Linked DNA regions of Homo sapiens: region 2 is linked to region 1. A link is an interaction called in ENCODE POLR2A ChIA-PET data of the cell type or tissue named here. Cell type or tissue: Panc1. All regions are shown on one strand. Each heading gives the region's core, and the rest is flanking DNA. Links, peaks and the distances in the headings are about the cores only. Region 1 overlaps BMPR1A (bone morphogenetic protein receptor type 1A). Region 2 overlaps LDB3 (LIM domain binding 3).

Region 1 (5,381 bases), core at 249-5,248:
TTTTTGTTATATATTTAATAATTTTTGCTTTTAACATACTACCTTTTCTTCCTGCCTTTGGTACCCATTCTTCCATCTCGGTTACACATAATATTCTTCTATTTTTAAACATTTTTCTGTTGTTTCTGAGGATTTAGGAGCAGTAGGAACACATTTGTTTATTCTCCCAGCCTTAGTTAGAGCTGCTTGTATATTTTCAAAAGCTTCTTGCACCTCTGTCTCCTGATGGTCTGTAATTTTTCCAGCAACCCAGGATTTAAATCTGGGAACCACCTATGACAACTGCATCTCTGCTTTCTATCAGATCTAGAAGTTGCTAAATTTTATCAGCCCCCCCTCTATAATAGTTTTCTTCCACTTCCCTATTCTCATTGCCTCTTGGTTGGGATGGTTACTTCTTGTGTGAACTACTGTAATTACCCTTTGGCTTATCTACCTCACCCTGTCCCTTTCATCCCATGTAATGCTTCAAGAGTGATTTTTCTAAACCATGGTGCACTCACTTCTTTGCTCTGAAACCTCCAGTGATTTCTCCTTGTCTGCTGAGTAAAGTTCAGGCTACTTTACACTAGCATTTGAGAATCTTATGAATTAATTCCTGCCTACACTTAATCATTCTTTATTCCTTTGTTCTTTAGGAAAAATCGTAATTGGTAAGATAAACCAAATATAAAACTATATAGTAATGCTGTTTTTCAGTCTTACTGATCTCACTCTATTCCTTATCTTTACCATGCTTTTCTGACTTTGTGCTTTTGCCTCTGGATTTCCCAGTCTGGAATGCCTCTCTCACATCCTAGTATGTTGAAATCTGTCCATTATTCAAGTGTGAGCTTAGATGCCAACACTTTGATGAAGGCTTATCTGATCCCATTGCCTAGAATTAATCTTCTCTTCCCATGTCTTTGGATTTGAACTGCAGCTTCTGTGCTCTGTTACTAGTCATTCCATTTTCGATAGTCTACCAGTAACTTCTGTGCCTTAGATCCACATTTACACTGGCTTGTCAGGATTGGTCAGTGAATCAAATAGGTAGTAAGTATAAGCTTCTAGAACTACACTCTCCGATATGGTTGTCATTAGCCACTTGTATTTTGACTACTGAGTAGCCACATATGGTTAGTGGCTACTTTATTGAGTAACATAGAGACTTTCATGATTGCAGAAAGTTATTTTGAGCAGTATCTAGAACAATGCCTGGCAAATAATAGACACCAGGGAATGTTGTTCCTAGGTATCACATCCTCATAGTAGACACTCAGTAAATATTAGTTTAACTTTCCTTTCCTCATCTGAATTTTATTAGCGTTTACCTGTGCCATTTAAAAAGTAACAGTTTATGGCAGCTAACACAGTGTATGAACAATAAATATATTTTGGGTGAGTAAGTAAATACTACGAAGCATCCAGAAAGCATCTTGCTCTCTTTTGGGGTGGGGAGAGTAGGGGAGTGGAAGTTAAAAAAAATTCACTACTCAGGCCGGGTGCAGTGGCTCATGCCTGTAATCCCAGCACTTTGGAAGGCCGAGGTGGGTGGATCACTTGAGGTCAGGAGTTTGAGACCAGCCTGGCCAATATGGTGAAACCCCATCTCTACTAAAAATACAAAAATTAGCCAGGCATGGTGGTGCATGCCAGTAATTCCAGCTCCTTGGGAGGCTGAGGCAGGAGAATGGCTTGAACCTGGGAAGCGGAGGTTGCAGTGAGCTGAGATAGCGCCACCGCACTCCAGCCTGGGTGACAGAGCGGACTCCATTTCAAAAAAAAAAAAACAGTTCATTGCTCAATAAGTGAATATTTCCAGGATGCTTAAATTAAACAGGGTAGACTAAGCAGCTAAATAAAGGTGGTCTTATCTACTGCTTTTCAAATTTAGTGTACGCGCATGTCACCTGGGGGTCTTGTTAGAAGATTCTAATTCAGCACGGTCTGGGATTCTGCATTTCTAGCCAGCTTGCAAGCTAGCCAGCTCTGCCCAGTGAGGGTGTAATTCACTAGATTGGCTACTTAAACCCATTTTAACATTTCCTAGTCTTTAGAACTAGTCCTTTAATTTAGCTCAAAGTTTTGTTGTTGTTGTTGTTGTTTTGAGACAGGGTCTTGCTCTGTTGCCCAGGCTGGAGTGCAGTGGCATGATCATGACTCACCACAGCCTTGAACTCCTGGGCTCAAGTGATCCTCCTGCCTCAGCCTCCTAAAGTGCTGAGATGGATTACAGGCATGAGCCACCACACCTGGCCTAAAGTTCTCCTTTTTGAGGTGATAATTTTTAAAGACAGCCCTTATATGTTCAGGAAATATAAGCCTGTTTTTACATAAAGTAGGTGCATTGTTCAGTACCAATATGAGAAAGAATTATGAATACAGCTTTATATTATTAGATTTCTTATGTCATAATATAAAAAACCGGTAAACTTAGCGCTGAACTATTCATGATAGTTGAAAGTTTTAAGCTAATTCAAAATATGAAATAAACCAGAAATATTTTGGAAAGAAGAGGTTTTAAGTATATTCAGGTCCTCCATTTTATGATGTGAGTCTAAATTTCTGTTCTCTGATGTCTAGAAATCACAAAAGGATGGTGATTTTGGGAACGAAGTTCTTGAGCTAGCACTGTCAGTAGTAACTGGCCGTTACTGTAAGATCTAGAGATATATTTTTAGATGCCATTATACTTACAAAGAACTGTTAGAGTGCATTTTATGGTTTTATGGTTGGTTTAATTCCCCAAATATATTGCCCTTAGCAAGTTATTACTATTTTTTATTTCTTAAATTTATTTATTGAACATTTTTATTCCTTTGTTTAGAAATGTGCTAGACAGTGGCAATTACATTGCTGCAAGATAAGTAAAAAAATCAGCTGACTAAGCTTTATAAGAGGAGGAATCATGTCTCTTTTATTTACCGTTGGATAGTCACTACATGGCACATAACCAAGTCATCATTAAGTCATTTTTGAGTGAACATTGCTCAAGATCTGCAAAGCAGCTGTGATGTGTGCGGGGTGTACTGGAAGTTGAACGGGACTCCTCAAGCAGCCTAATGAGTTGGGATTGAGGATTGCATACACAAGGGAACTCGCAGATCAAGTCCTGAAGAGAACATTGTAGTTACTCTGGCAAAGAACAACGAAGACACAAAAGCTGTGCAGAGTAATGGAAGCCTGGAAGGAGTGCCTGTGAAGGGAGAGCGGCTGCACTGACTTTGGTAGAGTTGGAGCATCGTAAGGGTATGGAGGAGAGGGGAGGAGAGTAGTAGAGGTCTCAGCAGTTGTCAGATGACAAAAAGTCTTGCGTTACTAATTTTATCGTATGAAATGAGGATATTTTTTAGGTTTTTAAGCAGAGAGAATGGCAAGGTCATTTGGTTTTAGAAGTTAGTCCGAGCTAGGCATGGTGACAGATGCCTGTACTGGACAAGCTGAGGCAGGAGGATGGCTTGAGCCCAGGAGCTGGAAGCTGCAGTGAGCAGTGATCACATCACTGCAGTCCAGCCTGGGCAACAGAGCAAGACCTTGCCTTTAAAAAAGAAAAGTCTGAAATACCCCTCACAACTGTTAAAAAAAAAAAAAAGTTCTTTCAAGCACACGTGGAGTGTTTTATGAAAGTGACCATTTACTAGGCTATACAGCAAGTTCTTATACATTTCAAATAAAATCAACCATGTTTTCTGGCGAGAAAGCATGTAGGAAGTGAATAACAAACTGTACACATTGGGAAATTTAAAAACACACTTCTGTAAATCCCACAGATTAAATATAAAATAATCAATTTAGTGAACACCTAGAACAAAACAATAGAGAAAATAACAGCCTGAGCAAAATAGTGAGACCCTGCGTCTACAAAAAAAAATAAAAATTAGCCCGGCACAGTGGTGTCCCCCTGTAGCCCCTACTCAGAAAGCTGAGATGGGAGGATTACTTGAGCCTGCAAAGTTGAGTCTGCAGTGAGCCATGATAACACCATTACACTCTAGCCTGGACTACAGAGCGCAAGACCTTATTTCAAAGAAAAAGAAACTTAGGACATATTAAAACGTGTGTGAAACCCTGAAGCCTTAAATATTCATATTTGAAAAGAAGATTTTAATACTAATAAGCTAATCTAAGTTAGGGAAAGAGCATGGCAGTAAATTCAAGTGAAGTAAAATAGAGAATACAGATAAAAGCTAACAATTCTAGAGTTCTTACTCTATTCCAAGCACCGTTCCATGTTCTTTACAAAGGTTATCTCATTTAATCTTCACAAAGCCATATGAGGAGGGTATTGTTATTATGTGCACTTTACACAAGAGGAAACTTAGGCACAGAGAGAAACTTATCCAAGCCTCTAGCTAATAAATGTGATAGAATTGGGGCTTGAAATGATGAATTTTTTAAAAAAAGATACATTGAAGAGGATTAACAGAGCTGAAAGTTGTTTTTTATGAAAGGCTAATAAACTATTTGAAAGATTGATCAAGAAAAAATATAAAGTACAAATAATACTGAGGATATAAAAGGAAGATACAGAAGAAAGTCTTAAAAATAAAATATCTTGAATCACTTTATACCAATAAATTTTACAATTTAAACGTCAATTTTCTAGAAAATTATAACAATGAAAATTGACACAGAGTAAATAGAAAACCTGGATATTTCTGTAACTGTTAGAGAAATTGGATTTGTAATTAAAAGAACCACCCACTTTCATATATTCAGAGATAAGCCTTTGGCCCAGATGATCTTTTTTTCTAAGAAAAAAAAAAACAGGCCTCTTCAGAGACTTCATTTATTATATGAAGAATTAGTGAAAACTTTGTCCCACCATTTTAGGCTATTTTTACATTAGAAAAAATACTGCACATTTATGAAAATTTACTAGGGGCAAATTTCAACTTATCTGTAAAATAGTAATGCCAACTGTGGAGATGGCACTGTAAACCAAAAGGCACAATGACTAAAGAAACTACTGAAAATTTAACAATTATCTCTTCATTATCCTTCCTTATTGGGGAACCTGCCCCGATAGTCATGTAGGTTCTTTTCTATTTTCCGTAAGTGTTGGCTGGTTAGAGAAATAAAGGGACAGAGTACAAAAGAGAGAAATTTTAAAGCTGGGCGTCCGGGGGAGACATCACATGTCGGTAGATTCCGTGATGCCCCACAAGCCGTGAAACCAGCAATTTTTTATTAGTGATTTTCAAAAGGGGAGGGAGTGTGCAAATAGGTGTGGGTCACAGAGATCACGTGCTTCACAAGGTAATAGAATATCACAAGGCAAATGGAGGCAGGGCGAGATCACAGGACCACAGGACGGGGCGAAATTAAAATTGCTAATGAAGTTTCGGGCACCATTGTCATTGATAACATCTTATCAGGAGACAGGGTTTGAGAGCAAC
Region 2 (5,381 bases), core at 316-5,315, 130 kb before region 1:
TATCAGACTTTGATGTTCCTGCAGATTCCTGTAATCTCACGGAGTGAATTCAGAGTTTCTCTGTACCCCCAAAATGCTATATGTTATCTTAAAATGCTAAGTAAATTATTGTAAATTCAAGAGACAAAGCACTTCATTAGATAGGTGGAAGTCAGTCACTCATTTATTCAGAGGCTTCCCCCTTCAGAAAGGATTTGAAGCAGGTTCCAGAAAAGGTAACACAGACATGAAGGCTAAGACAGTAGAACCAGAAAATCAGAGGCGGGAAAAGCAGGCATGCTGATTATGAAGAATAACAGAGCTGCAGGGACTAACTGGGTAGCAAATTTGAGGGCAAAAAGAGAAACACAGTAAGTTAGTTTACTTTAAAATCAGAAAGGAGAAAACATTCAGTTCCTCAAGGGAAAAAGCAAAACAAAATAAAACTTCTTTCCCCTGACTGTAAATTAGAAAATAAACGTTTTGGCTGGGCGCGGTGGCTCACGCCTGTAATCCCAGCACTTTGAGAGGCCAAGGCAGGCGAATCACCTGAGGTCAGGAGTTCAAGACCAGCCTGGCCAAAATGGTGAAACCCCATCTCTACAAAAATACGAAAATTAGCCGAGCATGATGGCGGGCGTCTGTAATCCCAGCTACTCGGGAGGCTGAGGTTGAAGAATCGCTTGAACCCGGGAGGCAGAGGTTGCAGTGAGCTGAGATACTGCCGTTGCACTCCAGCCTGGGCAACACAGTAAGACTCCATCTGAAAAAAAAAAGAAAGAAAGAAAAGAAACGTCTTGGGTTCTTGTACTAGTGAATGCCCTTCCCAGCTCTGAAGTTAACTGAATGACCTGAAACAAGTCACTTACTCTGTGCCTCAGTTTCTATATCTGTAAAAGGGAGAAGATAATACCAGACCTTTCCTTTCTCATGAGCATATGATATTGATCGGTAGTTAAAGAAAGAGCTGTTATGCTTATACAACTTGCTGTTATTCTTCTACTAAAAGCATTATAACTTCTATTATTTGAGATAAGCCGCAATTTGTGTCTGAGGCTTTTGAAAGAATGATAGATTTCCATTATCACTGCTGCCCCTCATCATAGCAACTCCCCCGAAAAGATTCTCAAAAATGATGTTTTGAGTAAGAAGATCCAGGAAGAAGACGGTCTAGTGTTAAGAGAAGACAGTGAGGAAGCAGATTTACCTTCAGACCTAGGTAACTGGAGAGACCCAGTTGATCCTCCCACCTCAGCCTGTAGATGGAACTTTAGACATCCGCTACCATGCCTAGCTAATTTTCATCATTTTTTGTAGAGATGAGGTCTTGCTATGTTGCCCAGGCTGGTCTTGAAATCCAGGGCTCAAGCAATCCTCCTGCCTTGGCCTCCTGAAGTGCTGGGATTACAGGCATGAGCCACCGTGCCTATTTTTGATTCTGTTCTATTTTTGATTTTGTAAGGAACCTCATACTGTTTTCCATAACGGCTGCACTGTGTTACAAACCCATTAACAGAGAATAAAGGTTCCAATTTCTCCGCAGCCTTGCAAACACTTGTTATTTTCTGTTTTTTAAAAAATAGTAGCTATCCTAACGGGTATGAGGTGAAACTTCATTTTTACGTCTCGTCATTTTAATCAACAATTTGGAAGAAGACACAGAAGGGAGTCCTGTCAAATCTGCAGATTGAGCCAGAATGATAGGGTCTAGGCTGAAAAATGCTTCAGCTGGCTGCAAAGATAAGCTGACATCTGCATATAAAGAAGAGAGATAGGTGGGTCAGCCCTTCACAGATGAACCTGCACCCGAGCAGTTCCCAAACCTGGCATCATGGTCACCTAGGGAACTTAACAAACTAGAGAGAAAATAGATTGTTTCAGACCTACCTCAGACCCACAGAAGCAGCATTTCGTAGGGTGCCCCACCCTACCCAGGTGTTTCAGTTAGGTGTGGGAATCAGAAGTGTTTCTCAAAGTGTGGTCCCAACACCAGCAGCAACATCACCTGAGAACTTGTTAGAAATGCAGATCTTCAGGCCCCACCCCAGATCTGGTGAATCAGAAACTCTGGAGGGGAGCCTGGCACGCTGTGTTTCAACAAACCCTCCATGTGCTTCTGATGTTTGGGAACCATTGCTCTAGAAAAGTACCAAGCCCCTTTTCAACACAGAGCACCTGCAATTTGATGGACAGAAATCCTTTTACAATAGCAATAAAATCCATTAAATGTGAGGGTAGTAATTCAGCTTGGGACAAGAGAGAGTCAAAGAAAATTAGAAAGACTTAAAGGGAGAAATAAAGGAAGGAATAAATATATGAGGAGCTAGATTATACTCCTTGTGGAAAAGGCCCATGCACAGACTTTGTTCGGTACCAGCAATGTTCTCCTTTTGCAGAAATAACTTTTGCAGAAGTTGTGAAGAAAAATACCAACTTAAACAAAAATGTGTTAGTATCAGACCCATGCTACCAAATTTTAAAACAAAGCGATAATTCTCCAAATCATATGGAATCAAATTTAAAACAGAAAAATGAATCAGTGGGCAAGACAAGGCATTCCAGAGGTAAATTCAAGCCTTTGTTTTGTTTTGTTTTGTTTTTGAGACGGAGTCTCGCTCTGTTGCCCAGGCTGGAGTGCAGTGGCGCGATCTTGGCTCACTGCAAGCTCCGCCTCTGGGGTTCATGCAATTCTCCTGCCTCAGCCTCCCAAGTAGCTGGGACTACAGGCTCCCACCACTGCACCCAGCTAATTTTTTGTATTTTTGGTAGAGACAGGGTTTCACCATGTTAGCCAGGATGGTCTCGATCTCCTGATCTCGTGATCCGCCCACCTTGGCCTCCCAAAGTGCTGGGATTACAGGCGTGAGCCACCGTGCCTGGCCTTTTTTTTTTTTTTTTTTTTTTTTGAGACAGAGTCTTGCTCTGTCACCCAGGCTGGAGTACAGTGGCATGCTATCTTGACTCACTGCAACCTCCGCCTTCTGGGTTCAAGCAATTCTCTGTCTCAGCCTCCCAAGTAGCTGGGATTACAGGCTCCCACCAACACGCCTGGCTAATTTTTATATTATTAGTAGAGATGGGGGATTTCACCATCTTGGCCAGGCTGGTCTTGAACTCCTGACCTCGTGATCTACCTGCCTCGACCTCCCAAAGTGCTGGGATTACAGGCGTGAGCCACCGCACCTGGCCAATTCAAGCCACTTTAATAGCTTAATCTGTGAAAAGCCAGTAAGAGAAGGAATCACTATTTAATTAGGTTGTTTGAACCATTTAATTTAATTTTTATATTTATTTAAATATGGAACACAGCCCAGCTTGGTGGCTCACGCCTGTAATCATAGTACTTTAGGAGGCCAAGGCAGGAGGACCCCTTGAGCCCAGGAGTTCAAGAACAGCTTGGACAATATAGGGAGACCCCATCTCTAAAACAAAAAAAAATTAAAGTAGCCGACCGTGGTGGTGCACACCTGTGGTCCCAGCTGCTCAGGAGCCTGAGGTGGGAGGATGGTTTGAGCCCAGGAAGTTGAGGTTGCAGTGAACTGTGACCACATCATTGCACTCCATCCTGTGTGACAGAGCAAGACTCAATCTAAAAAAAAAAAAAAAAAAAAAAAAAAGGAGATGATGGATGAATGGATAGGATGCATGGATAAATGGAGGAGGGAAGGCCAGGGAAAGCCTTCAGCAAGGCCATCTCATCACTCTTGGTTGGGGTATGTAGGGCATGAAGACTTCCCTGAAGGACAGCCTAGCACAAAGGATTGCAGAGATTCTCTCAGGTACAGAAAGTGGGGATGGTTTTTCAAGCCCAGGGCCTGGTTTGCACAGAGGCATGGAGGTGTAAGAGAAAGTCCAGGGCACCATGAGACCACCTGGGAGTGATGAGAAAGAAGTCGTAAGTGGGTGCAGGGCTTGTCCTCAGGTGGAGACGGGTCAGCCCATACCAGATAGTAGTAAGTTCTTGCAGAGCACAGAGTGAACTGCAACCTGGGCGGTAACTTTCTAAAGGAAGCAGAACGATGTTTTCTTAGCTCTGGCAAGGCAATGCATTTCTGCCTACTAAAGAAATTAAGTGTTCCATCAGAGAAGATTGATGGACTGGGATACATAAGAGCATTTGCATGACAAGCTACAATTAAGCACAAAAGGGGAAGCTATATATTGGAAAACACATGCAAGAGATAAGTGTAACTGATCAAAGCTCAATGCCATGCTGATAAGGAGCTGGAGACAGCGTAAAGCCATAGAAGGAGGATGAACATTGGAGTCCATCAGGACTGGGGCTACTCCTTATGACTTCTGTGATGGAACCTCTCCAGTCAGTTTCCTCCCCTTTAAAATTGGAATACTAGGCTGGGCGCGGTGGCTCATGCCTGTAATCCCAGCACTTTGGGAGGCCGAGGCAGGTGGATCACTTGAGGTCAGGAGTTCAAGACCAGCCTGGCCAAAATGGTGAAACCCCGTCTCTACTGAAAATACAAAAATTAGCCAGGCGTGGTGGCACATGCCTGCAATCCCAGCTACTTGGGAGGCTGAGGTGGGAGAACTGCTTGAACCCTGGGAGGCAGAGGTTGCAGTGAGCTGAGATTGTGCCACTGCACTCCACCTGGGTGACAGAGTGAGAGTCCACCTCAAAAAATAAATAGGCTGGGCGCGGTGGCTCACGCCTGTAATCCCAGAACTTTGGGAGGCAGAGGCAGGTGGATCACAGGGTCAAGAGATCGAGACCATCCTGGCCAACATGGTGAAGCCCCATCTCTACTAAAAATAAAAAAATATAGCTGGGTGTGGTGGCGCGTGCCTGCCCTCCCAGCTACTTGGGAGGCTGAGGCAGGAGAATTGCTTGAACCCAGGAGGCGGAGGTTGCAGTGAGCCGACATCATGCCACTGCACTCCATCCTGGTGACAGAGTGAGACTCCGTCGCAAAAAAAAATAAAAATAAAAAATAAATAAATAAATAAATAAAATAAATAGATAAATAAATAGGGAATATTATCTCTTCACAGAGATGTCATGAGGATTAAACAGGAGGCATAATGGCACTCAAATCATTGTTCCTTTCCCTCTTTGCATCAGTTATGAAGACTTTCAAAATAAGAGCCAACATTTTTGAGTGTTTGTGCCAAATACTTCACTTACATTATCTTATTTAATCCACTCAAAACCCCATGAGTTCGGTACAATAATTATTCCCATTATATAGATGAGAAGGTTGAGGCCTTGAGAAGTTACGCCACTTGCCCCAGGTTTGAACATTTCTTAATAGAGTTGGGATTTGAACCCAGCTCTTCCTTTATTCAGAGTCCAATTTTGTAACCCCCATGGCACACTGGCACTCAGTAAGACGTGGTCTAAGACAATGAATGGACATACTATCCACAAGAAGAACAGGAAATCACTT

The links. Peaks named below come from ENCODE experiments on the same cell type or tissue, not always from the same donor. Only the 100,000 strongest peaks of a DNase experiment are listed, where the experiment ranks them.
Region 2: POLR2A ChIA-PET joins it to region 1 with 6 read pairs; 6 of 35 experiments call an interaction of 5 or more read pairs at or near these places.

Annotation. Positions count from the first base shown.
Region 1 is chr10:86,848,561-86,853,941 of GRCh38, forward strand. The region is part of intron 2 of BMPR1A (bone morphogenetic protein receptor type 1A); the gene reads left to right. Among named protein-coding and RNA genes, the nearest start is that of BMPR1A, 95 kb to the left of the region's middle. RefSeq lists a silencer at 960-1,009. In Panc1, for the core only: no CTCF peak of the experiment used is centred there; a DNase peak (open chromatin) is centred at 2,940.
Region 2 is chr10:86,719,699-86,725,079 of GRCh38, forward strand. All of the region lies in intron 12 of LDB3 (LIM domain binding 3), which reads left to right. Among named protein-coding and RNA genes, the nearest start is that of BMPR1A, 34 kb to the right of the region's middle. In Panc1, for the core only: no CTCF peak of the experiment used is centred there; no DNase peak of the experiment used is centred there.